2 separate regions of the Homo sapiens genome follow, and region 1 is linked to region 2. The links are chromatin loops, found by intact Hi-C in ENCODE. Cell type or tissue: PC-3. All regions are shown on one strand. Links, peaks and the distances in the headings refer to the core of each region. The heading gives the core; the rest is flanking DNA. Region 1 overlaps RNGTT (RNA guanylyltransferase and 5'-phosphatase). Region 2 overlaps RNGTT (RNA guanylyltransferase and 5'-phosphatase).

What was found. Hi-C counts contacts between places; a loop is a spot of excess contacts. Peaks named below come from ENCODE experiments on the same cell type or tissue, not always from the same donor. Only the 100,000 strongest peaks of a DNase experiment are listed, where the experiment ranks them.
Region 1: it touches region 2 in a loop (10-fold over the local background); 15 of 110 quality-filtered maps call a loop at or near these places.

What each region holds. Positions count from the first base shown.
Region 1 is chr6:88,771,982-88,788,333 of GRCh38, forward strand. The region is part of intron 12 of RNGTT (RNA guanylyltransferase and 5'-phosphatase); the gene reads right to left. Among named protein-coding and RNA genes, the nearest start is that of RNGTT, 180 kb to the right of the region's middle. In PC-3, for the core only: CTCF peaks have their summits at 9,018 (motif pointing left) and 9,219; a DNase peak (open chromatin) is centred at 8,970.
Region 2 is chr6:88,863,156-88,879,507 of GRCh38, forward strand. All of the region lies in intron 8 of RNGTT (RNA guanylyltransferase and 5'-phosphatase), which reads right to left. Among named protein-coding and RNA genes, the nearest start is that of RNGTT, 92 kb to the right of the region's middle. In PC-3, for the core only: a CTCF peak has its summit at 7,764; a DNase peak (open chromatin) is centred at 5,386; H3K4me3 peaks cover 1,158 bases; H3K27ac peaks cover 2,186 bases.

The DNA of each region.
Region 1 (16,352 bases), core at 4,800-12,799, 90 kb before region 2:
AGCCTGGGCAAGAAAGCAAGACCTTATCTCTACAAAAAAATTTAATAATTAGCCAAATATAGTGGCACATGCCTGTAGTCCCGGCTCCTTAGGAGACTGAGGTGGGAGGATTGCTTGAGCCTGGGAGGTCAAGGCTATAGTGAGCCATGATCATACCACTGCACTCCAGCCTGAGCAACAGAGTGAAACTCTGTCTCAAAAAAAAAAAATGTGCAATAGCATCTAGAGGAACAAAATATGTAGGAATTAATTTAACCAAGGTGAATCATCTGTATACTGAACACTGATTTCTTTAAAAAAAAAAAAAGATGGAAAGACATCATATGTTCATGGATAGGAAGACTCAATGTGTTAAGATGTCAATACTCCCAGAACAATCTACAGATTCAGTGCAATCTCTAAGAAAATTCCAACAGCGTTTTCCACAGAAATGAAAATGTGCTCTTCAAATTCAAGTAAAATTTCAACAGACCTAAAGAGTCAAACAAATGGGATCTAATTAAACTAAAGAGCTTCTGCACAGCAAAAGAAACTACCATCAGAGTGAACAGGCAACCTACAAAATGGGAGAAAATTTTCGCAACCTATTCATCTGACAAAGGGCTAATATCCAGAATCTACAATGAACTCAAACAAATTTACAAGAAAAAAAAAGACCCCATCAAAAAGTGGCCGAAGGACATGAACAGACACTTCTCAAAAGAAGATATTTATGCAGCCAAAAAACACATGAAAAAATGCTCACCATCACTGGCCATCAGAGAAATGCAAATCAAAACCACAATGAGATATCATCTCACACCAGTTAGAATGGCAATCATTAAAAAGTCAGGAAACAACAGGTGCTGGAGAGGATGTGGAAAAATAGGAACACTTTTACACTGTTGGTGGGACTGTAAACTAGTTCAACCATTGTGGAAGTCAGTGTGGTGATTCTTCAGGGATCTAGAACTAGAAATACCATTTGACCCAGCCATCCCATTACTGGGTATATACCCAAAGGACTATAAATCATGCTGCTATAAAGACACATGCACACGTATGTTTATTGCGGCATTATTCACAATAGCAAAGACTTGGAACCAACCCAAATGTCCAACAATGATAGACTGGATTAAGAAAATGTGGCACATATACACCATGGAATACTATGCAGCCATAAAAAATGATGAGTTCATGCCCTTTGTAGGGACATGGATGAAATTGGAAATCATCATTCTCAGTAAACTATCGCAAGAACAAAAAAACAAACACCGCATATTCTCACTCATAGGTGGGAATTGAACAATGAGAACACATGGACACAGGAAGGGGAACATCACACTCTGGGGACTGTTGTGGGGTGGGGGGAGGGGGGAGGGATAGCATCGGGAGATATACCTAATGCTAGATGACGAGTTAGTGGGTGCAGCGCACCAGCATGGCACATGTATACATATGTAACTAACCTGCACATTGTGCACATGTACCCTAAAACTTAAAGTATAATAATAATAAATAAATAAAAAATTATTGGTAAAAAAAAAAAAATCTTGAAAAAAGAAAAGAATTGAAAGAGTCACACTTTTTACTTTTCAAAACTTACTACAAAGCTACAGTAATCAAAACAGGTGGTACTAGCATAAAGATAGACAAAAACACCAACAGAATAGAATTAAGAGTACATAAATAAAGTCATAAATCTATAGCAAATTGATTTCTTTTCCACAAGGATGCCAAGCCCATTCAATGAGGGAAAGAATACTCTCTTTAAGAAAGAGAGGTGGGACAGCTGGTTTTCCACATGTAAAACTATGAAATTGAATGCCTACCTCATACCATATACAAAGATTAACAAAAAATGAATAAACAACCTGTAACATGTAAAACCACAGAAGTCTTAGAAGAAAACATAAGGCTCTGCGATCTTAGATTTGGCAGTAGATTTTTAGTTTTGACACCAAAAGCATAAGCAACAAAAGAAAAACTACATAGTTTGGGCTTAATCAAAATTAAAAACCTTTGTGCATGACAGAACATTATCAAGAAAGTGAAAAGACAACCTACAGAATGGGAGAAAATGTTTGCAAATTATACATCTGATATAAACCTGGATATGTATCTATTTATATCCAGAATATATTGTTAAAATGGATACAACTTAACAACAAAAAAACCCAAATTTAAAAGTCAAAAGACTTGAATAAACATTTCTCCAAGGAAGATATACAAATGGCCAATAAGCACATGAAAAGATGTTCACTATCATTAATCATTAAACAAATGCAATCAAAATCAAATGGAGATACCACTTCATACTAACTAGGGTGACTATAATTTAGAAAAAAAAACACAGAAACTAACAAGTGTTGGTGAGAATGTGGATAAATCAGAACATGCACATTGCTGATAGAAATGTGAAATGGTGCAGCCACTATAGATAAAAGGTTAACAGTACCTCAAAAAGCCAAACACAGAATTACCACATGACCCGGAAGGTCCATTTCTAGGTACACACTCCAAAAACCTGAAAACAGCTACTCAAACAGACACTTGTATGTCAATGTTCATTGAAGCATTCTTCACAAAAATTAAAAGGTAAAGACAATACAAGTCTCCATCAACAGGTGAGTAGATAAACAAAAGGTTGTATATACATATATTATCCAAATATAAAAAGGAATGAAGTTTTGATACGTGCTGCCAAACGGATGAACCTCAAAAGCATTATGCTAAGCGAAATAAGCCAGACACAAAAGGAAAATATTGTATGATTCCACTTACATGAAATATTTAAAATAGAAAAAAATCATGGTGACCGAAAGTAGATTAGAGGTCACCCAGGGCTACAGTATGGAAGAAAATGGAAGTTACTGCTTAGTGGTTAAATGATTTCTGTTTGGGATGATGAAAAGGTTTTGGAAATAGACAGTGGAGGTGGTTGTACAACACTGTCCATGTAATTAGAGATTATAAAAATTATTTTAATAAACAAAAGCTTTGTAAATAATTGTGTTCTTAAGCATTATAACTTCCTAATGTATATAATATGTAAATATAAATAAATCACACTAATCAATATATTTGTATATTCACTTTATAGGTATCCTAATTGGAATGCATTTACTCAACAGAATGAAAAATTAATTGAAATTTTTTGATATGTAAAGTATATAACATTATAACACAATGTTTGATATACACAGTGAAATGATTACTATGGTAAAGCAAATTAACATTATCCATCTCCTCACAGTTACCTTGTATGTGTGTACATGTGTGTCAAGAACATCTGAAATCTACTCTCTTGGCAAACTTCCAGTATATAAAACAATATTATTAAGTACAGTCATTGTGCTGTACATTAGACCTCCAGATTTATTCAGCCTACGTAACTGCAAATTTGTGCTCTTTAACCTACATCTCCCCAACTCCCCCATCCTCAGCACTGATAACCTTCTTCCTAGTCCTGAACAGTAGCTTCTAGTTTCAACAAAACAAATCCCTTTGAATACCCACAACTGAGAGGGGGGATAAAAAGCATGCTCTCCCTCTGACCTGAGCTTGCTAATTTTTTTATATTTCTAACCACAGAAGACGGTACAGTTAGAACTGACAGAGTAATTTATATCTGTTTCAATTATAATAAGGAGGTACAGAATTAGTTTATCACCTATAATCAAAAGTTGTTATTAATGAGTTACCAACTGGGTTTGTTTCTCCCCCATTTAAAAGAGCTTATTAACCAAGTAGCTTCATAATAGGTGTTTTTTGCATTCTGTTTCTGTGTACTCAACTTTTTGAGATTCCACATGTAAGTGAAATCACACACCATTTCTCTTTCTGTGTCTGGCTGATCTTGCTTAGTACAATGCCCTCCAGCTCCATCCATGTTGTTATAAATGACAGGATCTTTTTTTCTAAGCCTGAATAATATTCTGTTGCATAAATATACCATAATTTCTTAATTCATTGACCCACTGAAGGACATTTAGGTGGTTTCCATATGCAGGCTGTTGGAAATAATGCTGTAATGAACATGGGGGCATACATTTCTCTATGAGGTACTAATTTCATTTCTTTTGGTATATACTCAGAGGAACTGCTGAGTCATATATTAGTTTTGTTTTTAATCGTTTGAGGAGCCTCCATACTGTTTTCCATAATGGTTGTACCAATTTACATTCCTACCAACAGTGGGACACCCTTACTCTCCACACCTTCACCAACTATTTTGTATGTTATCTTGTATTTTCGATAATAGCCATCTTAATATGCATGAGGTAATATCTCAATGACGTTTTAATTTTCATTTCTCTGTGACTGGTGATGTTGAGCACCTTTTCATACACCTTTTGACCTTTTTTTTTTTTTTTGAGACGGAGTTTCCCTCTCGTTGCCCAGGCTGGAGTGCAGTGGCGCAATCTCAGCTCACCGCAACCTCCGCCTCCCAGGTTCAAGTGATTCTCCTGCCTCAGCCTCCCAAGTAGCTGAGATTACAGGCATGTGCCAGCAGGCCCAGCTAATTTTGCATTTTTTTTTCTTCTTTTTTTTAGTAGAGATGGGGTTTCTCCATGTTGTTCAGGCTGGTCTCAAACTCCTGACCTCAGGTGATCTACCCACCTTGGCCTCCCAAAGTGTTGAGATTACAGGCATGAGCCACCATGCCCAGCCACCTGTTGACCACTTTCATGGCTTCTTTGGAAAAAAAAAAAAAAAAGTCTATTCAAGTCCTTGGATTATTTGTTTTTGTTTTGTTTTTTGCTACTGAGTTGTGAATTCCTTTAATATTATAGATATCCCCTTATCAGATATGTGCTTTGCAAATATTTTCTCCCAATCTGCCTTTTCATTTTGTTGATTGTTTCCTGTTGTGCAGAAGCTTTTTAGTTTCATGTAGTCCCAGTTGTGTATTATTGCTGTTGTTGGCTGAGCTTTTGATGTAACATCAAAAAGATCATTGCCAAGACCAACATCAAGGAGCTTTTCCACTATGTTTTCTTCTAGGAGTTTTACAGTTTCAAGTGTTACAGTTAGGCATTTGATCTATTTTAAGTGGATTTTTGTGTATGGTATAAGGGTCCAATTTCATTCTTTTGTATATGGATATTCAAGCTTCCCCAACATCATTTACTGAAAAGATTATCTTCTCCCCATTGTGTATTCTTGGTGCCCATGTCAAAAATTTGAACATACATGCTTGGGTTTATTTCTGGGCCCTCTATTCTGGTCCACTGGTCTATGTGTATGTTTCTATTTCAGTACTACACCATTTTAATTACTGGAGCTTAGTAATATAACTTGAAACCAGGAAGTGTGATGCTTCCAACTTTGTTCTTCTTTCTCAAAATTGCTTTGGCTTTTTCAGGGTTTTTAGTCCCCTACAAATTTTAGAATTGTTTTTCTCTAGTTCTGTAAAAAATGTCATTGGTATTTGGATAGGGATTGCACCAAATCTGTGTATCACTTTGGGTAGTATGGACATCTTAACAATGTAAATCTTCCAATTCATTAACATGGAATATCTTTCTATTTATGTGTATCATCTTCAATTTCTTCCATCTTGGTTAAATTTATTCCTAGGTATTTTATTCTTTTTGATGCTATTGTAAATGAGATTGTTTTCTTCATTCTCTTTTCAGATAGGCTGTTATCGATTGGTGTAAAGAAATGTAACTGATTTCTGTATGTTAACTTTGCATCCCACAACTTTATTGAATTAACAGGTTTTTTTGATGTAACAGTCTTTTTCTACATATAGGATCATGTCATCTGCAAACAGAGATAATTCTACTACTTGTTTTCCATTTTAGATGCCTGTTGTTTCTTTTTCTTGTCTGATTGCTCTTACTAGTAGCTCCAGTATTATGTTGAATAGAAGCACCAAGATGGGGAATCCTTGCCTTGTACCGGATTTTACAGGAAAAGCTTTTAGTTCTTCCCCATTAATTGTGATGCTAGCTGTGGCCTTTTCATAAATGGCCTTTGTGTTGAGAAAATTTTCTTCTATACCTATTTTATTGGAAGTTTTTGTCCCAAAAGATGTTGAACTTTGCCAAATGCTTTGTATGAATCTGTGGAGATGATCATGTGGTTTTAGCTTTTATTCTGTTACTGTGGTATATCATATTGATTGATCTGCATATGTTTATACCAACCTTGTAACCCAGGGATAAATCTCACTTGGGGATTTTAAATGTATTCTGAGTACAAAGTAAAAAAAGAAAAGGTATTACCTGAGTGTCTTAAAATTGATTATAGAGGAATGAACATTGTAAGCCTTGAAGGATGGGTAATATTCACTCATGCAGATTTGCAGCATGAAGTAAATATGGGCAAAAAAACAGGAGTAGAGAAATATAGGATGTGCTAAAGGAGAGGCAAGTCTCCCAATTCAGTGTGTGCATTATGGAGGGTGGGGCCATATTATAAGAAAAATACTTAGGAAGGAAAAATTGCTAAGTGTCCAATACTAGTATTTTTAAATTATCCAAGTCAAATTGCATTCTAACAAATTTTTAATTTAATTTTTAAAATTAGATATGGAGTCTTGCTATCTTGCCCAAGCTAGAATGCAGTGGCTATTCACAGGTGCAGTCACAGCACTGCAGCCTTGAACTCCTGAGTTTAAGCAATTCTCCCACCACAGCCTCCTGAGTAGCTGAGACGAAGGGTGCAATCCATTGCACCCAGCTCAAACAGATTTTTATAAATTATTTAAAACTGCAAAAATCATAATCACAGGATTGCTTACTTCAAACGGAAGTCCATACAATGACGATTCAATATAATTTAAGTTTTGCTAAGAAAGAAAAAATCATTGGAATTGATAGGAAACACCTTTTAACTGTGCCACGTGTAAGAAAATAATGCACATTATTTTCCCTCAAGTTTTGTATTGAAGCATGAGTAAGTATAAAATCAAATATATAATTTTTCAGTGGAAATTTTCTTCCATATATTTGCCCTGAGAGATTTATTTAGGTAACATACATGCTTCAGGATAATCACAAATAAATCTCTTTAGAAAGTTTTTTTGGAATGTTGAAACTGCAACATTTTCCCATTGTCAACCCATTAGTGAAGAGAATCTGATAAAATATAGTCATTTTCCTAGTAAAGCTTATTTGACAGAAAAGTCACAGGCCTTTAAGTAACAGTGGCTCATTACAGTAGTAAAGGGTCAAAAAAAGTAAGGGGAGAAAGGAGTGTCAGCAAGAGAGAATAGGCCCAAGAAAAAGAGTAAGTTTGTGTAGCTTGAAACACACTATGCACATCCCACCGCATTTGCAACCTCTGCCAAGGAAATTTCATACTTACAGGCAAATCATCCTTTAGTTCCGTTTCCTACTTGTTTATAGTAAGTGACTACAAGAACACTTAGAAACCAATATCAATCTAAGTTATTAAATCTAGAAAAGTTGAATGATGGTATAGTTTTAAAATATCTCCTAATAGGTACCTAATGATAAATTCTAAAAAGCTTTAATATGTAATTTTATTTATATAACAGATATTAAATATCATTCACATTCTCTTGCCTGGAAATCAAGACTCAATTTTGTCTAATAAGAAAACAACATGTATCAACTCTTCTGTTTTTACACAGCAATAATTCAGAAACTTAAGTAACTCCTCATCTCATTGCACATCAAATCATTCATATTAATTTGGAATACTAGACTTGATATTATTAGGAATTTCAAAGCACCTTTATGAAAATTAATGATTATAAAATTTTAGAAAATGGGGCCAGGTGCAGTGGCTCACGTCTGTAATCCCAGCACTTTGAGAAGCCAAGGCGGGCAGATCACCTGAGGTCAGGAGTTCAAGACCAGCCTGGCCAACATGATGAAACACCATCTCTACTAAAAATGCAAAAATTAGCTAGGCATGGTGGTGCATGTTTGTAGTCCCAGCCACCTGGGGGGGCCAAGGCAGGAAAATTGCTTGAACCTGAAAGGCAGAGGTTGCAGTGAGTCAAGATCACACCACTGCACGCCAGCCTGGGCAATAGGGTGAGACTCTGTCTCAAATAAATAAATTAATTAATTAATCTAGAAAATGGTATTTTAAGAATACTGTAGCTCCCAGTTATTGAATGTAGATTCAACAATGACACAGATTCTATGAGTAAAATATATTGAAATACCCATTAGAATGTAATTCTACTTCAGAAAAAATCACATCAATTTTGTGCCTACAAAACACCTAGTAAAATGCTCAAATACTTTAATAAAATAATTAAAAATACAGAATTTCAAAACTTACTACAAAAATATCTGTCTCAGGTACACTTAATTTAAAAATGAAATATCTGAGATTATGAAATAAGCTAACAATATTTATGAAAGATTATATAAATCACTACCAAATAATCCCTTTTTCATGATCCCCAAAATAATAAGAGCAAATATATTACAAATACAGAAACTGAATAAGCCTTTTAGAAATAAATATTTATGATTTATCAAACTTGAAATACAGAATCTTGCTGAACTATAAACAAGGATATAAAAACACCATTCTACATGTTCTCGTGTATAGTCAGAGTAATATAATTCAATTTACCAGCATGTATCTAGGTTAAAATAATTATCAGAGCTATAGTTAACTGATAAATACAATACTTAGTTTATAGAAATAAATCTGATTGTATGAGGTGAGCTGTCAAAAAAAAACTGGGGATATGTTAGGTGTAAACGTAATTACCAATATAACCCAAGATATCCATTGCCATTGTAAAGTCAAAAACATAATAAATGTAAACGTCAGGCAGCAAAATAAGATGCTTAAGAAAGTGTTGACCAGATGAGAACAGAACCTGGCTTAGAGGTAGAAGATGGCCATATGCCAAAGAGAAGTCTGTAAAACTAAGGTGGACAGGAAGCTAACTGGAGGTATACATGATATATATTTGTGGTGTAAAGCACTGGTTCTCAACTAGGGGAGATTTTGCCTCCAAGGGATATTTGGCAATGCGTGGAGACATTTTTGGTTGAACAAGAGGTGGGGAGGGGGTGCTACTGCCATCTAGTGGTTAAAGGCTAGATATGCTACTAAACATCCTACAAAGCACAGGGCAGCTGCCCACAACAAAGAATTCTAGCCCAAAATGTCAATGGTGCCAAGGCTGAGAAAACCTGATGTAAATGAAGCTAGCATTAGTAACGGCAAAGGAGCAACGTATTTAGTCCCTCTTTGCCTCTACTAACGTAATTATTTTAAGCAAGTTCAAAGTGGGCTTTATCTATCTCATTTGTAAAAATGCAATAATAGCATTTTGCTTGCCTAAAACAGGATATCTAGACCAGAGATATCTAAAAACACCTTGCAGGCTTATGTTATTCTATTATTTCCACTAGTAAAATGTGAGTAGTTATCACCAGGTTCTACAGTAAAACCTGAGACATAATGCCTTCTTCACAAAGATCACATCTGAAGCTAAGAAAGATCCCTGTCCTTACTATAATATTAGTTTTATTACAGCATTTATTTTTAAAGAAAACTTTAGAAATCCTAGACAGTAATGCTACTAGAGACAGTAAAACAATGGAATCAATTATGAACGCACATTCTTCAAGAATCTATTATTTGTCTTTTCACTGTTACACATTATACAGCATCCACTCCTCTAAGACTCCAAATACACTTACAATGAAAATTACTCCCAAATCTTCATCTTTTGTCCTAACTTTCTCCCAAATAAAAGTATGCCAGGCACTGGCTTATTCATTAGTACCCTAAAGGCAGCCTAAAGTTTTAAATCTAAAACTGAATCATTTATATTCTTAAACAAAAAACTAGTTCATCTCCATTCTGATTTCCATTTCTGATTAACATAATGCTCCTAACCAGAAAGGTTCAAAACTCTCGAATCATCTTTGATGCGATCTCTACCAATTCCATATTCCACCAATTATCTCTATTACTTTTTCACCCAGGCTATTGTGATCAACCTAACTGTTATCCCTATTATCAACAGGCCCTATCAAATACAACTGATCCTGAATCCATCTGGTTAGATGGTTTACTGAAAATAATACAAGCTTCTCAACCTAACAACCAAAGACCACCTCCCCGTGCCCACTTACCTAGCCTTATTCATCCTCTCTAGTTTTATCCCCTACTATGCCCTTTACACAGAATAATTAAGGCAGCAATAACTTCTAAGGGCTAACATCGACTGAGTTTTTCACTTTTCACCAGTTACTGGTTTGAGTGTTCTTAAATCACTTTATTCTCAAAATAGCTCCATGAGGTAGTTCAATCTAACATAGTACCCTTTTCTCATGGATCACAAAACAGAGTCATAAAGAAATTGGTAGAAAAGATATTTGAACCCAAGTATTTTATTCCAGATTCCAAAATATATACTAACTACCACATTGTACGGGGTGAATGGAAAGACAAAAAGGTGCACACCATACACAAAAATCAACTCAAATGGATTAAACATTTAAACACAAAAGTGGAAACTGTAAAACTCCTAGAAGTAAACAAAGAAAAACTTCTTGACACTGGTCTTGGCAACTATTTTCTGGATATAACACCAAAAGCACAGGCAACAGAAGCAAAAATAGACAAGTGGGACTATATCAAACTAAAAACCTTCTGCACAGCAAAAGAAACAATGAACAAAGTGAAAGGTCACCTATGAAATGAGAAAAAATAATCTTCAAACTATACATCCACAGGGGTTAATATCCAATATATAAAATCATACAACTCAATATTAAAAATACAAATAACCTGTTAAAAATGGGTAAGGGCCCTGAATAGACACTTCTCAAAATAAGAAACGTAGATGGCCAACAGACCTATTGAAAAGCTGCTCAGCATTTCTAATCAGCAGGGAAATGCAAATCAAAACCTCAATAAGACAGCACTTCACATTTACGAGGATGCCTATTATCAAAAAGGCAAGAAATAACAAGTGTTGTCAAGGATATGGAGAAAAGTGAACCCTTGTATACTTCGGTGAGAATGTAAATTGGTACAGCCCATTAGTGAAAACAGTATTGAGGTTCCTCAAAAAATTAAAGACAGAACCACCCTATGATTCAGCAATCCCACCTCTGAGTATGTATCTGGAAGTATTGAAAACAGGATCATGAAGAGATATCTGCTCTCTCCCATTCACTGCAGCTTTATGCACAATAGCGAAGATATGGAAGCAACTTAAATGCCCTGCGATGGATGAATGGTTAAAGAAAACGTGGTGTACATATAACAGAATATTATTCAGCCTTACCCCCAGAAAAGTAATTTATGCCATTTGTGGTAACGTGGATGGAGCTGGAGAGCACTGTACTAAGCAAAAATAAGCCAGAAAGAGAAATACTGCATGATCTCACTTATACATGGAATCTCAATTAGTCAAACTCATAGAAGCAGAGATTAGGATGGTGGCTGCCTGGAAACGGAAGGAACTAGAAATGGGATGATGCTGGTCAAAGGGTACAAAAATGGCAGGTAGACAGAGATATCAGATGTTAATTAGCTGGAATGTAGTGATTATTTCACAATGTATATCAAAACATCAAGCTGTATGCCCTAAATACATACAATTTCTATACGTCAAAAAAGTTAAATTGTCACAAAATATAGAATTTAAAGAAAAAAGACAAAATGGTTAAGATATCTGTTCAAGTATATTCAAAAGCCCTATACATTTATAAATCTATAAATCTAAGACAATATGGAGAAAGCAAAGAAATCCACAGTCTAAAGCAGGGTTCTTTAACAGCAATACTACTGACATTGGGGCAGTTGACTCTTTGTTGTGGGGGCTGTTCCGTGCAATGTAGGAGGTTTAACAGCATCCCTGGCCTCTATGGGCCAATCAAAATAATAAAAAATGTCCCCACATACTGTCAAATGTTATTTGGGAAGTAAAATCATGCCAGTTGAGAATCACTGATCTAAAGTATGCATTCATTCTTTTTTTTTAAACCAGTACCTATTGATCAACTGCTAAGCCTGTGTCAACCTCTGTGCTAGAGGACAGTAAGATAAAGATAATGGGGGTTTCAGACAAATAATAAGCAGTTACAAAAAACTGTGAAGAATTTAATGAAAGATGAAGTTCAGAGTGCTATAATAGCTGAGAAAATGAAATGTAACACAGTCAAAAAGATAAAAACAAATTTCCCAGGGGAAGTAAAATTTAAGCTGAGAATTATACAGGCAATAAGGATGAGTTAAGTAGCTACAAGAGAAAGTACAGTGAATCTGAGCAGCAGACATTCAGATTGCCCACACGTACAGCACAGTACTTAATATTCACCCTACTGCTACAAGCACTAAAAATATCACTGTGAATGAGACAGAGATGGTCTCTGTCTTCATGGTACTTACAATCTAGTAAGAGAAATGGTAATGTTTAAATAACTAAAAATTAATACACGTTAAGTGCTTTGAGGCCAATGGGAATACTGTGGAGGCACAGGGGAGAGTCATGCTCACCTATACAACCAGGCTTCCTCAAGGAAGCACATCTAACTTGATAGTTGAAGGATAAATGGGAGTAATATAGAAAAGAAAATAGTTTCAGGCAGAAGAAATAGCATGTATAAATACATATTCTTTAGAGACTATTTCAGTTTGTAGCTCTTACAGAATGAATTGGTCTGTCAGTAGAAAGAGCTACTAAAGTTATCACTGAACTTGGACAACAAAAGGAAAATCAATTTTCTGACCCTACATAGACAAAATGTGTGCTTTTAAATATTTCCTTCTAAAATGTGGAATTGCTATAAGCATAAGGGATAAGAAATATCAATTAATAAACCCTATCTTTTTGCTATGATTCCAATATGTCTCCCTAGATGCCTAAATCAGAGCGCTAACAAAATAGACATTAAAAATATACCCGGACAAATTCTGAAAAGCAAAGTGTAAAATAATATGCTATCTTTTTAAAAAAGTGGAATGAAAATAAGAATGTATTCACACATTTGTATTTGCTTCTATATATATAAAGAAACTGGGAAGAAGTATGAGAGGGAAATTTTCTTCTATGTATTTTTTAAATACATGTTAAAATTTCTGAACCACGTGATTGTATTATCTGGTTTAAAAATTAAAATTATACCACTGTAAAATGACAATTTTAAAAATCTACCATTAATGTTTCAACATTAAACATAAGTTATTAATAAAAAGAACTATCCCTAATTCATTAAGTGTTTAATATGTATCATTTATATGAGAACTGATTTGGTATTCTGTATATTTACCCTCTAGGAATTCACCGCTTCTTTCATTTTTGTGAAGTCCTTATTTATATTTATTTCCCCTTTCTCTGCTACCAATATATCATCATTAGCAATTCCTTTTAGTTGTACAGATATATCTATATCTAGCTGAGACTGATTACAAATTATGCATCTGTAGCTGTTTATTTTGCCAACAAAATTCAAAAAAAAGTAAATATTTATTTTAAAAACTTGAAAATGATGTTTTGCTTTTTCTTCCTTACACAAAGCAAGCTAAGAATATTTTGCTGTGCTCTAAAAGATGAACAAGGAAAAAAAAATAAAATAAGGTATATTTTCTTTCTTGGCACTTTGCTATTACAATTCCTTGGAAAATTATATTTTTCAATAAAAGTAACACATTTTGAGAAAAGATAGAATGACACTTTTGCAGCCTGCCAGAAAACAGAGCCCTTCTTCAAATGAAGACCTATCAAAATATGCAAGCAAATGTCATGGAAACAGAAGCTCTCACCATGGTAACATCCTTGCTACAGAGGAAAACCATTCTAATTTGTCATGTACTTCAAGACAAGGCATTAGGCTAATTCCAATTTTCATTTTACAATCTATCCATAACATTCAATATACCTGGCAGTAGTAAAGATTTAATAAAAATATTAATATTTCAAAAGAATGCAATATTAAAATCAAAGCTGACTCTAAATTTCTATGCAAACTGATGAATACCAGATACATAAAATCAAGCTGAACCACCTTATAGGAAAATCAAAATAGTGATGAAAACATTAAAAAACAATTATATCTCTACTACTTGAAAGTAAATAACTCTAGACTCAATAGAAACAATTATGTTTTACTAACCATAGTAGAGTTAGTGGGTACAACAAGAAAAGCCATTTTTCTAAATATAAAACAAAAATATTTTCAAGATTTTTATTCTTACTTCAATTATACAATCCACTATTCTGTTTTTATTTCATAGTGATAGATTAATGGCATACAATTCTTGTCTAGAAACATAGTTTCTCCAGATGATAAAAGTAAAATCAAAGCTGATTTTTCAAAAGGTTAAAAATTAATGTTATTTCCACATGTAAAACTGTAATATGCTACATAAATCTACACTAAAATCAACTTATAAAAGCTAGTAAACAAATAAGATTTCATTTTACTACCAACTTTGTAAATTAAACAATCTAATAGCTATCATGTAAAAGATTGAATACCTGCATATTAAAATACCAAATCATCACGTTAAAATATTCATTTTTAAGTGACGAATGGCCAAAAATTAGCAATTCAAAATGGAAGTGTAATCACAGAACTGAAAACCATATAGATAGGAGTCTAATAAAACATAGTTTATTACAGAAGCTGATAATGAGATGGAAAATTCAATTTGATAGTGGTTCTTTTTAAAAATGATCATTTCTGTTTGAGGAAAGCTTGAACCTTAAACCTTAGAAAATAGGTTTATACTGAAAACAAACAGATAATTTTTTCCTTTTGAAGAAAATACCAAAGTTTTTCTCAAATATTTAAGTATTTTTGTCAAGTATAGGTTACATTTCAAATTTTTTTAAAACACTGTGCTACAGACTGATGTTTGTGTCCCTTCCAAAACTCCTATGTTTAAATCCTAAGCCCCTAATGTGATGGTATTAGGAGGTGGGACCTTTGGGAGGTGATTAAGTCAAGAGGACTCTGCCTTCATGAATGAGACTCCTACCCTTAGAAAAGAGACCCAGGAAAGCTCCCTTGCCCCTTCTGCCATGTGGGACACAACATAAGCCAAGAAGCAGGCCTTCACCACACACCGAATCTGCCAACACCTTGATCTTGGACTTCCCAGCTTCTAGAACTGTGAGAAATAAATTTCTGTTGTTTATAAGCCACTCGGTTTATGGTATTTTGTTACAGCACCCCAAACTGACTAATTGACTGTTTATATTATTGTTTATATCACTGTTTGTGAATAATATAATTAAGCCACCTTTAAATAAAAAACATTAAAGTTATTTTTGAATCAACAGCAAAACACACAGGGAAACCAAAAGGCAAAATATGATAAAGAAAAAAGTAAACTGGCTCCAAATCTAATGTTGGTTTCCTGAGAAATGTTGGTTAACCTGAGAACAAGGAGAAAGCACTAGAGATTAAGGAAGATCACTCGATATGGAGAGAAGAAAAGATTGGGCCAGGCGTGGTGGCTCATGCCTGTAATCCCAGCACTTTGGGAGGCCGAGGTGGGCGGATCACAAGGTCAAGAGATCCAGACCATCCTGGCCAACATGGTGAAACCCCGTCTCTACTAAAAATACAAAAATTAGCTGGGTGTGGTGGTGCGGGCCTGCATTCCCAGCTACTCAGGAGGCTGAGGCTGGAGAATTGCTTGAACCCAGGAGGCTGAGGTTGCAGTGAGCCCAGATCGCGTCACTGCACTCCAGCCTGGGCAACAAGAGTGAAACTTCATTTCAAAAACAAAAAAAAAAAAGGAGTGAAGAAAAGATTGGAGGGAGGCAAGAATGGATGCTGTAAGACTGGTTAGGATGCCACTGTAGTGGTTCCAGCAAGAGGCAATGAATGACAAACTGGATTAGAGTAGTAGCAGTGACAATGGAGAAAAAAGGGAATAATTTAAGAGATACTTAAAAGATAAAGAAAGACTTGGAGATGAAGGAAGGGGACAGTGCCAAAGATGACAGCTAGATTTCTGATTTAAGTAACTGCATTTAGTAACTGAGGTGGAAATGCTGGAAAAGAACCAGTTTGTATGTCTGCTTATTTGATCATTTCAGAAATAGAGATAGAGTTTGTCTTTGATATGCAGATGCTTCTCAACTTACAACGGCATTACTATCCACAGAAAAATCATAAGTCAAACCATCATAAGCTGGGAACTGTCTGTATTGTGTTTCTGATGTTTTTGAGAAATTCAAAAGGCAGTATCAGAGTGGGCAAAAAGATAACCAAATTTGGGGCTTACATAGAAATCTGAAGTCTGAGTAACATGCTGATAAAAATGAACTAAATTCATAGGTATGGATGAGACTACTAGAAAGAGTAGGGCATGAGAAAGAATGAAATCTGGTGCACTGAGCCCCGAGAAACACCAAACTTCAATGGCTGGTAGAAGACGGAAGAGCTCGA
Region 2 (16,352 bases), core at 3,945-11,944:
ACTTCTTCACCAATTTAATTGTCAAATTAATCTAACTAGTCTTTGATCTTAGAATGTTAATTGTATATTAAACGGCAGGCCAGCAGCATGCCACTGAAGATTTGGACAATTTGCCAACATTTAAATGTCTTCTACATAAGCATAGCCATCTTTAGTTTATATGTGGCTTCTACCACAAATTTTTTACTATGTCCTGTTTATCTAAACAGTTTAATCTTAATGAACAGTACTGGGTAAATTATGTCTATAGAAAAGTCGACAGTCAAAAGACTGTAACTTTCATTTTAATTTTAGTTAATTCATCACAAGTAAATTTTGAAGACGTAGAGATACCTACCATAAAGAATCAAAAAATCTCAAGCCTTATCAAAGTACCGTGTGTGCTTATTTCTATTAACAGATTATTAATCGTCTTCAAAGTCTGTTTCAAGAAAGTCCCTTCAACCATCAAGATTTAGAGTCTTGTGTAAATCTGTCAATTTAAAAAGCAACACTATGACAGAGTTTGGCAGGGCATGGGGCCCAGTGTCAGTTTCTAGATTCCTCTCTCTTATTCCACAAAATTAATGACATATTAAATACCAAGTGTAAGGAAGGAGCAAATTTTTTCCAAACTACTCAACAATTTTAAAAAATTAATTTGCAAACTGTCAATGGTATGACTGCTATAATTATGGGCTCTGATGAAAAATCCAAGTTCCAGAGCCTGTAATTCCAGACTCAATAGTGCTTGCTATCTAGATCCCTAAAAATCAAGCAGGCAGACTGGAACCAAAAATCTCATCCAATATTATGAAGGTCCAACTCCTAACTATATGCTTTAACTTCACAGTTGCAACTTGCTTATTCTCCTCTCATTTTGCCATCCTCCACTGCTCAGGAATTTGTATATGTCTGTTTCTAAGCCCATGTAGCTATACTACTACACCAGCCTGTCTCAAAATACATATCTTCAAATTCCTATTCAAAACTCCCATGAAATCTCCCATACTCCAATTAACAGGTCCTAGTCAAAGCACTCTATCACTCCAATTTGTCCAGGAATTATATAGCTACTACATATAATAAATGATCACATCATGGTGAAAGAGAAGCATACAGGGAGCAAGTAGGAGTGTTAAAATCCAGCTTAAGGAGTTTCAACTTCATTTTGTAATTGGGTTGAAGTATAGTTGAAATGCAACAAACACTAATAAATAAAATGAACTGTTCATTTGCCAACATTAGCATTAAAAGTATTTGTACTACATACCATTAATTACATGTTAACATATAGCAAAGAGGGGTGAAGATATCTGTAGGCAAAAGAGAAGGTACCAGCATAGAAAATTATATGGCACTCTACTATAGTGGTTAAGAACCATTCATCCCATACCAGCTCTTACTAATTATGTAACTTTGCACAAGTTACTTGACTAAGTGTCTGTTTCCTCACCAGAAGTTTTAAACTGTCCTAAGACAGTTTTAAGAATTAAATGAGTTACTGCATTCATGTCCACAGCAGCCTTATTCACAATAGCTAAACCACTGAAGCAATCCAAGTATCCATGGAGGGATGAATAAGCAAAATGCAGCATATACATAAAATGGAAAGATATTCAGCCTTTAAAAGGAAGGAAATTGTGATATATGCTACAGCATATGAAACTTGAGGGCATTATGCTAAGTGAAATTAGCCAGTCACAACTGGACAAACACTGTATCATTCCCTATGAAGTACCTAGAGTAATCAAAATCAGAGACAGAATGGAGAACAGTGGTTGCCAGGGGGCATGGGGAGAATAGGAAGTTACTGTTTAATGAGTATAGAATTTCAGTTATACAAAATCAAAGAGTTCTGAAGATAGATGTTGGTGACAGTTGCACACAATATGAATGTACTTAATACCACTGAACTGCATATTTTTAAATGGTTAAAATGTAAATTTTATGTTATGTGTAATTTACCACAATTTTAAAAATTAAAGAAAAGAATTAAATGAGTTAATATATAAAAGATACTAGAACAGTGATTAATACACAGTAATATAGTATCAGCTATTGTTATTATGTCCAAGGCACAGAGTACTTAATTAAGTACTTAATTAAAGCTAGATATCATTAGTACTACGACTACCACTACTACCACTACAACTACAGCTGCTACTAGTACTACTTTACACAATCCAAAGAAGAGTTAGAGTTGGGGTTAATGATAAAACAAAACCCTGAATAAAACAGAAAGGATTAGTTTAAGAACCCTATAAACAGGAAACAGGAAGCCATCCCTTTTGAACACAGAAGAGAAAGAGATAAGTGAACACAGAAATTTTGAAACATAGAGAAATGAATCACAGGTAACTCTTGGTAAAGGTTACCCACAGACCACACACCCAAACATATAAACATATTTACACAAAGGCAGTCAACAACTATAGTAAAATAGTTCCTTAATTCATTTTTCTATGAATAGGTATAACCAAAGTAAATTTTGTAAAATCAGACGCTGCACTGAATGAGCGATAACTCAAAACAGAGAATTCATATTTTAAAAACTTGAATCAGGTAGGTCTCAATCTGTCTAAGAGCTTGTTTTCTAAACATTAGAATGATAAAAACAAACCCAGAGCCTGAAATATCCCAATATACCAAAAGAATTTCTTAAGATTTACTAACAATAATGGTACATACACAATAAACCCGAAAGCTATAATACACAATGGAAAATTATCATTGACCATGTTTTGGTCCCACAATCTATCTCATTAAAATAAAGATTAGTAAAATGATAACTTAAATAAAATTATAATTAAATCTACTTGGGTTCATGTTTCCTTTATCTACCAAAAAGAAATATAATAACTGTCATAACAATAAAAATTGACTGATAAAGTCTCCACCCTCTACAAATTTATAAAATCAACTAACAGTTTGGGGAAGTGCAACGAGCAAATTATCAAAGCATATCTTTCACTTTTTGAAAAGAATTGTCAAGTTAGGACTAAATTCATTTGCTAAGGGCAACATGCATCTCATTAACTGCCACTTCCGTGGGATAGAATATGCTTCCTCCTCCTTTTCACCAATCTTCAAAGAATTAGAGAATTATGGAATTATCAAGGGTTGAAAGGGTTCTTATGTAGTCCCATATCTCCCAAGTAGCATGCACTTACACACGTTTATACCCCACCTCCAGTGCTGCGACAATCCTAAAATTTCCTAAGGCACAAGAAAAACCAGACTAGATTCACAGACAAGAGCAAAAAGTATTCATACAGGCACTACCAAAGACACAAAAAACTAGTTACATTACCTCCTCCAGTTTGTAAATGTCTGAAAACAAAGTGTACATTAACAGTCACTTTAAATAAAAACATGATTTACCCTACCATAGCAAGAAGCTTCTACCTCAAAAACTAGATTTGAATATAATATATTTTACTATCTCCTAAGGTCACTTAAACCTGTTTCCTGATCATCTAAAGTCCAGAAAGTAAGGACTCTAATAACTGGATACAGACACATTCAAATAAATCAATGTATCCATTTATTTATTTTTCTTCAAATCTTCAAAAGCAATAAGGATGGAAGAGAAAATCTTAAGACACATCTTAAAGATTCAAATTGAATAAAGTTGGTTTAACAAATGAGCTGCCATCTATTTAGGGGAAGAGGAAGATTTCTCTTGGTTTTAAGTATTTCCTTATGCTGAAAAATATGACTTTATCGGATTAAAAATTAAAAGTCCACCCTTACTAACTAGGTATGGGACCTTGTAAAAACCACTTGGTCTCTCTAGCTTTGATATCCTCATCTATAACCTGAGAAAACGGAGTCAATTCTTGCTACTTACAATGTGGTCCCTGGACCAATAGCATTAGCATCTCCTGGAAACTTGTCAAAAATGCAGAATCTTGGGCCCCAGCCTAGACTTTCTGAATCAGAATTAGCATTTTAACAAGATTTCCAGGTGATTCACATACACATAGAATTGTGAGAAGCACTAGACTAAATAACCTCAAGCCACCCTTAACACTCAAATTGCAAAAGAAAATAGAAAAGCCAGGGCCAGGCATGGTGGCTCACACCTGTAATCCCAGCACTTTGGGAAGCCAAGGCAGGCAGATTACCTGAGGTCAGGAGTTTGAGACCAGCCCGGCCAACATGGTGAATCCCCATCTCTACTAAAAATACAAAAATTAGCTAGGCATGGTGGCACACACCTGTAGTCTCAGCTACTCAAGAGGCCGAGGCACAAGAATCGCTTGAACCTGGGGGGCAGAGGTTGCAGTGAGCCGAGATCATGGCACTGCACTCTAACCTGGGCAACAGAGAAAGACTCCATCTCAAAAAAGAAAAAGAGAGAGAGAGAATGAAAATGGAAAGCCTGACAGCAGATGTCCAAAAAAAGCAAAAGAATTTTAAAAATTCTTTTAATCTGAAAAAAAAAGTTTTCACTGAAGAATCTGTCCAAAAGTTATATTCAATAGATTTTCTCTTCTTAGCTATAGAAATGTGCTTGTTTTGATCCTAACTAGGATTAAAAAGAGCAAAGAGTACTAGAAGAAGAAGAAAAGAAAAACTAAGTATGATCACAAGTTAATTCTAATCAGTCTTCTAATTTTCACATTTTATATTATGCAACCTTTGAAATTCACTATTGGCTAGACTCATTGAATGAATGCTAAAAGTAAGCTACTTTGAGTAAAATTTTCACTAAGTCCCAAAAAAGGTTCACCTAACAGTCTTTTAATTATACTGAAAATGGGAAATAAAGTGTTGGGAAGGATGACTGGGAGAGAATTACTATAGGGTTTTCCTGTGCCTCCGGCTGGGAAAGCCCCTTAGGCTTAGCTTTCTGTGCCATCACAACCTTTTTCTTCCTCCAGTCACATAAGTAGGTGAAGTGCTTCCTCTTCCACTGCCACAGCAACTATTCCTCAGAGTGTTCATTTCCCTGCCTTCTGTATCACTATGGAAAATAGTCTCTTACCACACTCTTTACCTGATTTCCAAAAAAAAAAAAACAGCTCTTTTAAGGCCTCAAAGGCTATGGGGCTAACCAACTGACTCAGCAAATCAGGTGGTCCTAAACTTCAAGAAGATTGAGATAAAGGATCTCCCATTTTAATAGCCTCCTAAGAACAATTCAAGGAGTGGGAGTTGACATCATAGTCAAAGTTTAAATCAGAAGCTTATGGCTTAGCAATCATTAAAACTCTGACATGCTTCAAAATATAAACAAAGGGTTTATGCAGCCACCAGTGTAACAATTTTCTCATAAGCACCTAACTGCCTTAACTGTAAGAGCTTACAAAGATTGTGGATTTATATCAATTATTAATCAGGTCGGTCCAGCTCAGGCTGTTTCTACCTCATGACTTTCTTCACATTGCTCCCCTCACCCCTGTTACTCATCCTTCACTCATCATCCTCCTAAGAACTCCCACATTATTAGAGTCTATGTCATGTCATTTATATGCAATTATACTTCATATTGTTCATTAGATTTTGACCTATTTTAGGGCATGAACCACATCTTCAATTTTCTTTTCTTAAATACACACAAACTCTTTTTCCTTTTAAAACTTTACTGCCATTGAAATTGACCACATATCAAAATATTGTATTTGGCAGCTCTGAGTGTGTAGTCAAAACAGCAGCCATTTAAAACTTGTCAGAAATTAGGAATTTCCTTTAAAGCAAGCACCATCTTTTTCATACTCTCATGTTATTTCTATAGAACAATGAACATTTTCAGAAAAAAATTTTACTGAAAGGGATTTTAATAATCTACAAGAAACTTGAAATAAATTTACTTTTAACACAGGCATTATACTTTACCATAAATATTTTACTATAAAGATCACCCATTATTTTAAATTTAGAAATGTGCTAATAACACAATTAAGGTATTTTTAAGAAAGAGAATTAAAAACACATGTAGAAGATGTACAACATGATGATGCTTGATTTTATTTAATATTGCTTCATGCACAAAGGAAAAATCTAAATAACAAAACCGTATCTAAGTGCACCAAATGTTTTAAGAGAGTTGTAATTTCTCCATTTACTGGTATCAAACATAAAATTAGATCAAGTTAGGAAAAATTTTAAAGCTCACTGTCATGCAAAAAGTACAGATTGAGATCTGAAACTTCAAGTCATAAGAAGCTTCCTCACAGGAGTTATAGCAGTTTATAAAGGAGAAAGTATTTTGACCTTTTTCGTGACTGGCCATTAGACACTAACATTATTCTAATGCAAGTGGAGCTGTTTATATTTGTCTATAGCTGATTGGTTTAATTTCACTGAATCATGCTGGCAAAGATGTAAACCTCATGCTTTGTGGTTCTTTTATAAGTAGAGATAGTGTTTCAGGGGAATCAGAATGACTTGAGTTTGGGTTACAGGGTTATAGGCAGTTGGCCTTGGGATCTATCTAAACTGTGACCTCCATTTTTATTTTCCTTTTAACACTAGTAAGTAATTCTTAATGAATCAAACTATTAGAAATTAACTGGTTGCTACTAGTCTTTGTTCAAGTTCACATAAAAGTACCAGGAGAAATCCTAGAAGCACCAATTTCAACAGCTAATACTACTGAGACTATAAAAATAAATATATTATGGACTCATAACATTAAGGCAACTACCAAGGCCACATCATAGAGCAGTCTCAAAGTTCAGCTGCTTAAAGGCTGTAATTTATGCAGCAATTTGATTTGTTCTAGTTATATATTATATCCTGCAACTCTAGCCAGTAGTTTACATTCTATCAGGCTGACATAAGATGTAAAAGACCTAAATGCCATTCTAGATAATTCATAGGGAGACAAAATTTAGTTTTCTGCCCATGCAAAAGTATTTTAAAAATTAAATTTCTAAATTCAAAAATGTTACTAAAATAAAATGAGTCCAAGGAAGCTCACCTGCCAGCAAAAATAGCAGCAACATTAAATCTGGGCTGAAAGCCAGAGTGATACTATACTAAGATGGGCCACCTATATAATCTTCAAATCAGACTTCACAATTTAAAAGCACTGTCAGAATTGCTCATTTTCTGATTTCTTTACCTAGTTCACATGTTACTGCCTTTTGAGAAGCAAATTACCATCAAACATGCAAAAACCAAATGTAGTTCCTCCAGAAAATAAAAATCCTATATATGATTTTAAAACATATGGTTATAGAATTTTTTCCCCAAAATATATCATTAGGGCACATATATAAAAATTACTGTTCCTCATATACCACATACAAGTCAAATAACTTTTCTATCCTATGAACATAAATTTCACTGCCTATAAATAAAAGAGCTACATTCCAACATCATGTTTTTCTATTAGACTCCTTTGCTCCCAACACAATTAAGAGCAAAAAAAAAAAAAAAAATCCAAATGGGATAAAAGAGAATCTTCATATCATTCTTCCCTTCTGAGATTTCAACTTAAGAATGTCTCAGTTTCCTGATACAGAAAAAACACTTCTAGGGACTTTAATACGGCTACATTGTTTTTACCAAAAAAGGTCCAAAATGGCACTTTAAGGTCATTTGCAAATATAATAATTCAGATGCAATGCACAAAAGAACATACCAACATTGTCAAAATGGCTATGCTTTCAGTAATGCTGTATATATGATCCCACTAATCCTTACTAAATTCTTAATAATCCCCAGCTAATATTCTGGGTTGTATTATAAAATAGATGTCCAATGCACTGGATACCATTAGAATTCTACTGCTTCACAAAAGCAGTCTGAATTAAACCTGGTCCTCTGCTGCCATCTAGCGAAGTCATAAGATCCCAAAATGAAATCAAAAGTGACAATTGTTCAGATCTATTCAATAAATCATTAAAATACATTAATTATTTCAGAAAATGCTGTTTGTAGTTTTTACTACAAAAACTGCTACAATAATAAATATACTGGAGGATTTTGCTCCAAAGAAAATGTATGCATATTTCCATAAATGTATTCTAGAGTATACAGACCATAGCAATAAACTCCTATAATAAGCTATCAGATGAATAATTACTCATTCAAAAAAGTTATTTAGAATAATATTATCATGGTATTCTTATAAAAGCAAAACTTTCAAAACAAGCTAAATTTACAACCACACAGAAATTTTCAAAGTATGATGCACTTATACAATGGAATGTTCCATACAATAGAATGATTCTTCCCAAGACACTACTGAAATAATAGCAGAGTTTTTTTTTTTTTAAGTATAAAGCTATATGGTCCTGAAAAATATGTCCTGAAAGTCCACAAAATTATTTGACACTCTTAACCTCAAGAGATGGAGCTTAATTCCCCTCCTTTAAGTTTGGGCTAGACTTATATGTTACAACAAATAGAATATGGCAGAAGTGGATTGTATGTCACCTCTTGGGCTAGATTAGATTAGATTATAAACAGACTACTACTTTTATCTTGGGTGTTCTCTTAGATCATTTGCTATAAGTAAAGCTGGCTGCCATATGGTGAGGACACTCAGGCAGCTGTGAGAACCCACTCGGAACCCCAGAGCTGGTATGAAGATTATTTTAACCAGAAGACATTTGAGAGTCAACAAATGCAGAAAGGTGGCTGTTCAGAGCTTTCCTTATCTGACTAAAAGCAGAAACTTCCGGGAATTAAGCTACCATAAATCCTTTCTTCTAGGTGGCTTCACTCCCAGAAAGAAGACTGAGAGTAAAACTATCATAAATCCCCTCTCCAGGAGTTTATGGCCACGAAGAAGATGGAAAAGACCATTCCCCCCCATAAAAACAAACATTTCTTACCTCCTATTTGTTCCTCTAAAAATCCACTTATCCTTCCTAAAGAATTCCATTTTTTTTCTTACACTGAAGCCTATTCTCCACCTTCCCTTTCCACCATTAAATTAGACATACAAACTTGAGACATTAAGTTAGGAATACAAACTTTAGGCATAGTCCCATTAAGTTAGGAATACTAACTTCAACCATCTTGTAAGCCACTTCTTTTATGTGCTTCCATACACATATAAACTTTGTTTTTTCTCTTGCTAATCTATGTTTTGTCAGTTTAATTTGTAGGCCCCTAACTATTGAACCTAAGTGGGTACAGGAAAGTTTTTCCTCCCCACTGGTAAGAAATGGAGGTCTCATGCCAACAGCCAGCTGAGGAACTGAGGCCTGCCATCAACCATACACATGAGCTTGGAAGTGGACCCTTGAAATGACAACAGCCCTGGCCAACAGCTTGACTGCAATCTGATAGACGACATTGAACCATAATCACCCAGCTTAATAGGTACAAAAAAAAAGAATAAATGAATAAGACCTACTATTTGATAGCACAATAGGGTGACTATAGTCAACAATAACTTAACTGTACTTTCCAAAATAACTTAGAGTATCATTGGATTGCTTGTAACAAGGGATAAATGCTTGAGGCTATGGATTTAAGAAAAACAAAAAAGACTCACCCAACCACACTGCTCCCAAGAAACGATGAGACAGTAAATATTTGAATTTTAAACTGTTATATTTTGGGGTAATTTTAGGGTAATTTATTAGAAATGGCTATAACAATGAAGATAATGAAGGGAAGGAGAAAAGAGCATCAGCAGATGCACTATTTCAATAAATTTCTGGTTGACAAGAAATAGACGGAGAAGTACTGAAAAGTGCTGAGAAGCATGCACAGAGGTAGCAGGATTCACAGATGGAGGTGCCTATTTTACAAAACCCCAAAGAAGATCCAGACCCAGAAACATCAAGTGCACAGGATGACTACAGTGACATATGGACTGAAAAGGAGGGATTGGTTATTTTTAGCTATGTACAACAATTAAATTCTCACAACTCATACACACAACACACAGGTTATTCCTCAAGCAAAAGAAAAGAAAAATCAGAGAGCTCTTCTCTAAAGAAACTGAAACAGGGTGGGAGGGTGAACAGAAAAAAAAAAGAAAGAAAGTAAAAGAAACTGAACCAAATGGGTAGTGAGGGAAGAGCACCTAAGCACAACTGCTTATCATAAAGCAAAGGTCAGAAATTGACAAACCCAGCCCACATTCATGGAGCTTCCAAGCAGCTTCTCTGCCTCGTTTCAAATGCACAGCCAACCAAGGATCACCACACATTTGAAGAAACTAGAAACATAAAGAAGAAAGATGATTCAAGGAAGAGAAAGATAACTTTAAATATGCTTTTAACTAGTATTCTCATAGAGATTCAAGAAGCTATCACAACCATAAACCAAGAACAATTTGTCATGAAAAGGTACAGGCAGAGAACAAGAATGTATGTACTATTGACAAAAGCATAATTACCAGAATAAGTAATTCAACAAAAAGAAAGGAAGAAAATAAGAGAACCTGGTACTTGGCACATAACAGACACTTAAAAAATTGTGGAATGAATATGTTTTTCATTTAGTCAATGAAACAAAAAATATATATAGACAGAGGGAAAAGTCTAAAAGCATACACACCAAAATGTAAGCAGCAACCATCTCTAACTGGTGAAATTACATATGTTTTTCGTGTTTGTCCTGTTCCTTATCTTCATTTTCTAACTTTTCTACAATGAATACAAATGACTTTTATAATGGGGAAACACATTTTTAAGACATTATCATTTTTTCATTATAAGACCAGAATCACAAGGCAAAAAAGAAATTTTTACTAAAATGCTTATCAAGTCCAAGTTAGAAAAAGTTTCAACTACTACCATTAATAATAAGATAGGTTTAGTAAGATATAGACATACTCATTGATCTTGACCTAATTAAGAGAATTTGAAAAGCTTGCAAAATAACAGGACACTGCAAACTTATTATTCGTAGCACAGATCAGGTAATTGGTTCCAATACTAGTAAATAAATCTCATGAATCAACCAGTTCTGTATATAAGAAGCCTCTCTTGGTTATTTTAATTAGTTACTTTCAGATTAAGTAGCTCTCATAATGAGAATGTACAGTGTCTTCATTAGACTTCAAAGTGTAAAATCAAATGATATACTCATTTGCATTAATTACCATTTATGTAACAGGTTATGCTTTTCAGAACTCTGTAGCAATACAAGTTAAATATGTAAAATACAGCATTCTTTTAAGTGATCTTCCATCAGGGTATGCCACATTTATTGCTCTAAAGATTTACCTTGATATGGAATAAAATTTAAAAGCCACTTAACGTATTCTGGGCAGCACTACCTATCACAGAGGCATGTAAACAACATTTTAATTTTTATAAAGTAATCCATCTTCATGAAAAGAAAAGATCAAAAGAATTTTCCCAAAAGTTTTATTTTACATTTGTCCCTGACTCGCTGATTACTTTCAGTTTTCTTTTGTATAAAGCATGCATTCTAGAAAAATCAACTATAATTATTTCAAACAATTTTTCACAGATTCACAAAGAGGATAAAGTTTTTTCCCCTTTTTTATCCAAGCCAGCATTTGCCACTTCCATAATCACACATAATGAATAAGAGTATGTGAGCAAATAATGAGTTAAGAAAGTATCACAGAATCGTAAAAAAAAAAAATATGAAAATCCAGTTAACACCTCATCTAACAGATAAGCTCTACTGCTGAGATGGGTCAAAGCAAATGTTCTTCCATCTGGTCAGCAGCACTACTCAATACTAAATATCAATATTCAATACTAAATATATCTTACTTATTTCCTATATAAAATTTAAAAATCCATCTATGAACACCCAATATCACACTCTTAAAATCAAAACAAGCAGTCATATTTCATATACAGTATCAAGTAATGCTCTTTATTAGCTCTTTAGTATCTCTTACTTAGTTGTCTGGTACTATACATAGTTTTGTTATATCTCTTACTACATCTTAAATTGTACTTCATTTTCCTGCTGAGAGTAGGAATTGTACTTTTACTTTCCTCTAGTGTCTTGTATTGTCTTTGAGACCTTCTAAAGCTTACAGTAGCTTAACAGTTATCTATTAAAGCAGTAAATATTGTCTGCAAATATATTTATTATCCCATTAAGTGAAAGGAGCAATGCAATTTGAATTACCATCACAAAGCAATTTGAAAAAAAAATAATAGAGTTTTTCTATTATTTATTTATAAGAGAACAGCCTATATCATATCCCATTATATGGAGGATCAGAAAGTAAGGAAAGAAAACAGCAGGTAAGAAGATGAAGGTATAATGTCTCGAGAAACCAAACATCCAACTCTTAATATTGATTATCCCAAGGGGTGGGATAAAAGTTCTCACAGGGAGAACTTTTTAATTTCTTTTTAATGTTTTATGAGGAAGACAGAAGACATTATCAGAAAAAATATATTTTAAGACAGAAAAATTCATCTATTAGCATAAAACAGTAAAAATAACTATCAAAATATTGAAAAAATAATGAGGACATGACCTGGCAAAAAGGATTCTGGGCTCTGGGGCCAGATCACTTGCATTCAAATCTCAGTCCTGCTACTTACAATAACTGTGTCTGTGACCTTGAAAAAGCTACTTATTCACAATGCTATCTTACAGCGTTGTGAGTATTAAATGAGATAAATGTTCTATGTAAAGTACTCAGAACAATGCCTAATACACATTAAGTGTTCAACAAGTATTACTTGTTATAACTGTTGCTATAGCCAAAATACAGAATGAACTTGTGCAACCACACTAGTATTCAAAAAAAACTGCTAATCAAAGCAATTTTAAAATTCATTTTCCTTTAATTTTTACATCAATAAAATCTTTTAAGAAAAAAATTCATTTTCCAATTGTCAACTTGGCTACATTACTTATATTAAGTGAAACTACCCCAAATTGCCAAGGATGTACACTCAAGCACTGCTGTTCGGAGTGTATCACTACAACCTCTAGCAAGGTATATCAAGGACTTCAAAGGTTTCCATACTATATCTAAGTAATACTATTTTTGTCAAAATTTATGCAAAGATGGGTATAAGAAGATCAGTACAGTTATTTATAGCAACAAAAAAACTGGAGTCTAAATGCCCCTATAATCGAGGGTGAACTATTTTTTCTTGGCAGCAATTAAGTCATTTTAAAAATACATGTTATAACAATGAAATATACTCATGTTAAGATAAAAAGCAGCATACAAAAATAATCATGCCTGAGTATTGTGGCTCAGGCCTGTAATCCCAACACTTTGGGAGGCCAAGGCAGGCAGATCACTTTAGCCCAGGAGTTTGAGACCAGCCTGGACAACACGGGGAAACCCTATCTCAACAACAAAAAAAAGACAAAAATTAGTTGGGTGTGGCGGCACGCGCCTATAGTCCCAGCTACTCTGGAGGCTGAGGTGGGAGGTCGAGGCTGCAGTGAGGCATGAGTGTGCCACTCCACTCCAGCCTAGGCAAAACAGTGAGACCCTGTCTCAAAAAACAATCATCATCATCATCATATAGTTTAGTTCTAATTACCTGCTAAGCCTATCATAGCTAGCACAATCTCTGGCATATGGTAAATGTTCAATAAATATTTGTTAACTACATGAATGAACAAAGAGACAAATTCAATCTCTTTATCCTGTATTCCTTGTTTCTCATTTGTTTGGGTCCAGTAGCCCAGCTCTATATAGGGGAAAAAATGTTTGAAAATATTAACGAAAAATTCATTTGTTTTAATCTTTCAAAGCTTCACATGTTTGCTGCCCCCAGAACCTGGCCAACTGAAAATTCTGAGTTAGGGTTGCACCTATGTTTGCAATCAAAGTTTTATCTGTATCTGCTCAGCTCTAAGAGTTCTCTAGCAGATTTTGGTAATAGGTAATAAATTTGGTTGGTTTTTATTTTTAAATACCATTTCAAAGACAGTATCTCTATTAACTAGTAGTAACTCTCATACTTAGGATTTGATTAAAGAAACTGCTATTTAAGGGACCTTTTTATCCTTTAGTAAATCCTAAAGATGTGACTACTAACCAATGGGTATTTCAAAGATTTGGTTTTAAAATGTTAGATTGTTTTGCCTTTGCTTAATTTTCTTCTTGTGCAATAACTATACCACACCCTAAAAGAATTCTGAGTGAACTCTGGGAAATCAATGTTGGTTCTCATGTAATAATGGTTTTCAAAACAGTCTTCAGTTATAACAACAATAACTAATATGCATTGAGTGCTGTATAATAAGCATTTTATGTGGGTCTCCACCAACTAACAGAGAAATTCTCAGATATGTTCTTAACTCAATAGCTGGCTAAATACTACTTTGAATTGGGTCACTGATTTTTAAATTTTGTTCCATGAGGCACTACAGATAGCGGCTCCCAAATCAGGTTAAAAATCACAAGTAATCGGGGTGCTTTTCAAAAATGCATTTTCTCAGAACCAATCCAGGCTTAATGAATTTGAATCTCTGAATTTTTTTTTAATAAAAGTTTCCTATGATGGTAGCGCAACTGGAAATGCTGCCCTAAAAAGTTCCATGGTAACCTCAGACGCCACACCAGAATGCAACCCCATATGCTTTCCTCAATTTGCAGCAACCAAAGCATTACTGCTTTTATCTGTTTCATATAGGGGGACTTAAAGAAAGATTTAGGCTTGGGGAGGGAGTCAAAGAGTCCTTCTTTTTAAACCAATTTACCACAAGATACCATCAAACGTAGCTTCAGATCAATAAACAGTGTTTCTGAGTTGACCTCTAAATATTCTCTGGTAGTCTCACTTCCCCGTGATAAAAAAGAAACACAGGAGCTTTATTGTGTCCCATCCAGTTGCAAGGAAACTGGCCTGGATCCCTAACTATAGTTCTGATGAAACTACTATTAAAAACAGGGCTGGGGTCTTTAAATGACGAGATCTGGCTTACATTCTCTCTAAGAGTTTTGGTTATCACCAGAGGTATGACACTAAACATTAACTGAGTCCTAAAATTAGTATAGTTAGTATAATTTCCATTATTATGAGGAAAAACTACCTTAAACCTAATTTCATTTGTTTATTTATTTATTTATTTATTTATTTATTTATTTTTGAGACAGGATCTTTCTCCGTAGCCCAGGCTGAAGTGTAGTGGTACAATCTCGGCTCACTGCAACCTCCGCCTCCCGGGTCCAAACGTTTCTCGTGTCTCAGCCTCCCAGGTAGCTAGGATTACAGATGCAAGCCACCACACCTGGCTAATTTTTCTATTTTTTAGTAGACACAGGTTTTTGCCATGTTGGTTAGGCTGGTCTCGAACTCCTGACCTGAAGTGATCCACCCACCTCGGCCTCCCAAAGTGCTGGGATTATAGGCATGAGCCACCACGCCCAGCCAAAACCTAATTATAAAAGCCCAAGTACTAGAATACAGAATGATGCTGATTTTGCCACTATCTACTTACATGATTTGAAACAAATATTTTACTTTTGTGGAGTCTGGTCCCTCAGACACCTCCACAAAAACTCTAAGTTTCCCCAGAACAATTAAAAAAGTAAAAGTCCTTCCCAGACATAACTTTATTTACTGCTGAATTCCTGAATACTAGATATGATGTCATGGCTATAACTGATATTTGTTTGTAAATAATAAGATAGGAGATAAATTCTTATTTAATTCCAATATTCATTTCATCTCTAGTTCTTATGTTACATATCAGGAGCTATTTGCTTTGCTTTCAGAAGAAAACTAGAGCCAAAAAGAAATTTATAAAGAGCTAAGTGAACAAATCTAAATGAAAGCAGTATACACAATACCTAATTGATCATAATTTGACTCATTCTGTTCCTAAATAAGATATACTTTTTTGTTTGTAGTTCACTGAAAATTATTCCAGAGACATCTGAAACCTCTTTAATATTCTCCTCAGCATGTAAAACTTTTCTAGTCTAGCATCTCATTACCTTATCCACACTATACCTGTCTGAACATTCGGCTCCAGTCATTAGCATAAACATACACTACAAACATTATTAATGAGATACATATCAAGGGACCCAAGCAAGCTATTAACCACCTGGGGTAACTGCATGTTTCTGTATAAAAACCTTTAGAGACCAGGCGCGGTGGCTCATGCCTGTAATCCCAGCACTTTGAGAGGCTGAGGCGAGCAGATCACGAGGTAAGGAGTTTGACACCAGCCTGGCAACATAGTGAAACCCTGTCTCTACTAAAAATGCAAAAAATAGACAGGTGTGGTGGCATGCGCCTGTAGTCCCAGCTACTCAGGAGGCTGAGGCAGGAGAATCACTTGAACCCAGGAGGCAGAGGTTGCAGTGAGCTGAGACCACGCCATTGCACTCCAGCCTGGGTGTCAGAGTGAGACTCCGTCTCTACATAAATAAATAAATAAATACTGTTACAGCAGCAAATACAGAAGCTGCCTAAACATACTGCAGTTTATCCACACAACAACTATTTCTACAACACGCTATTCACAAGTCACGA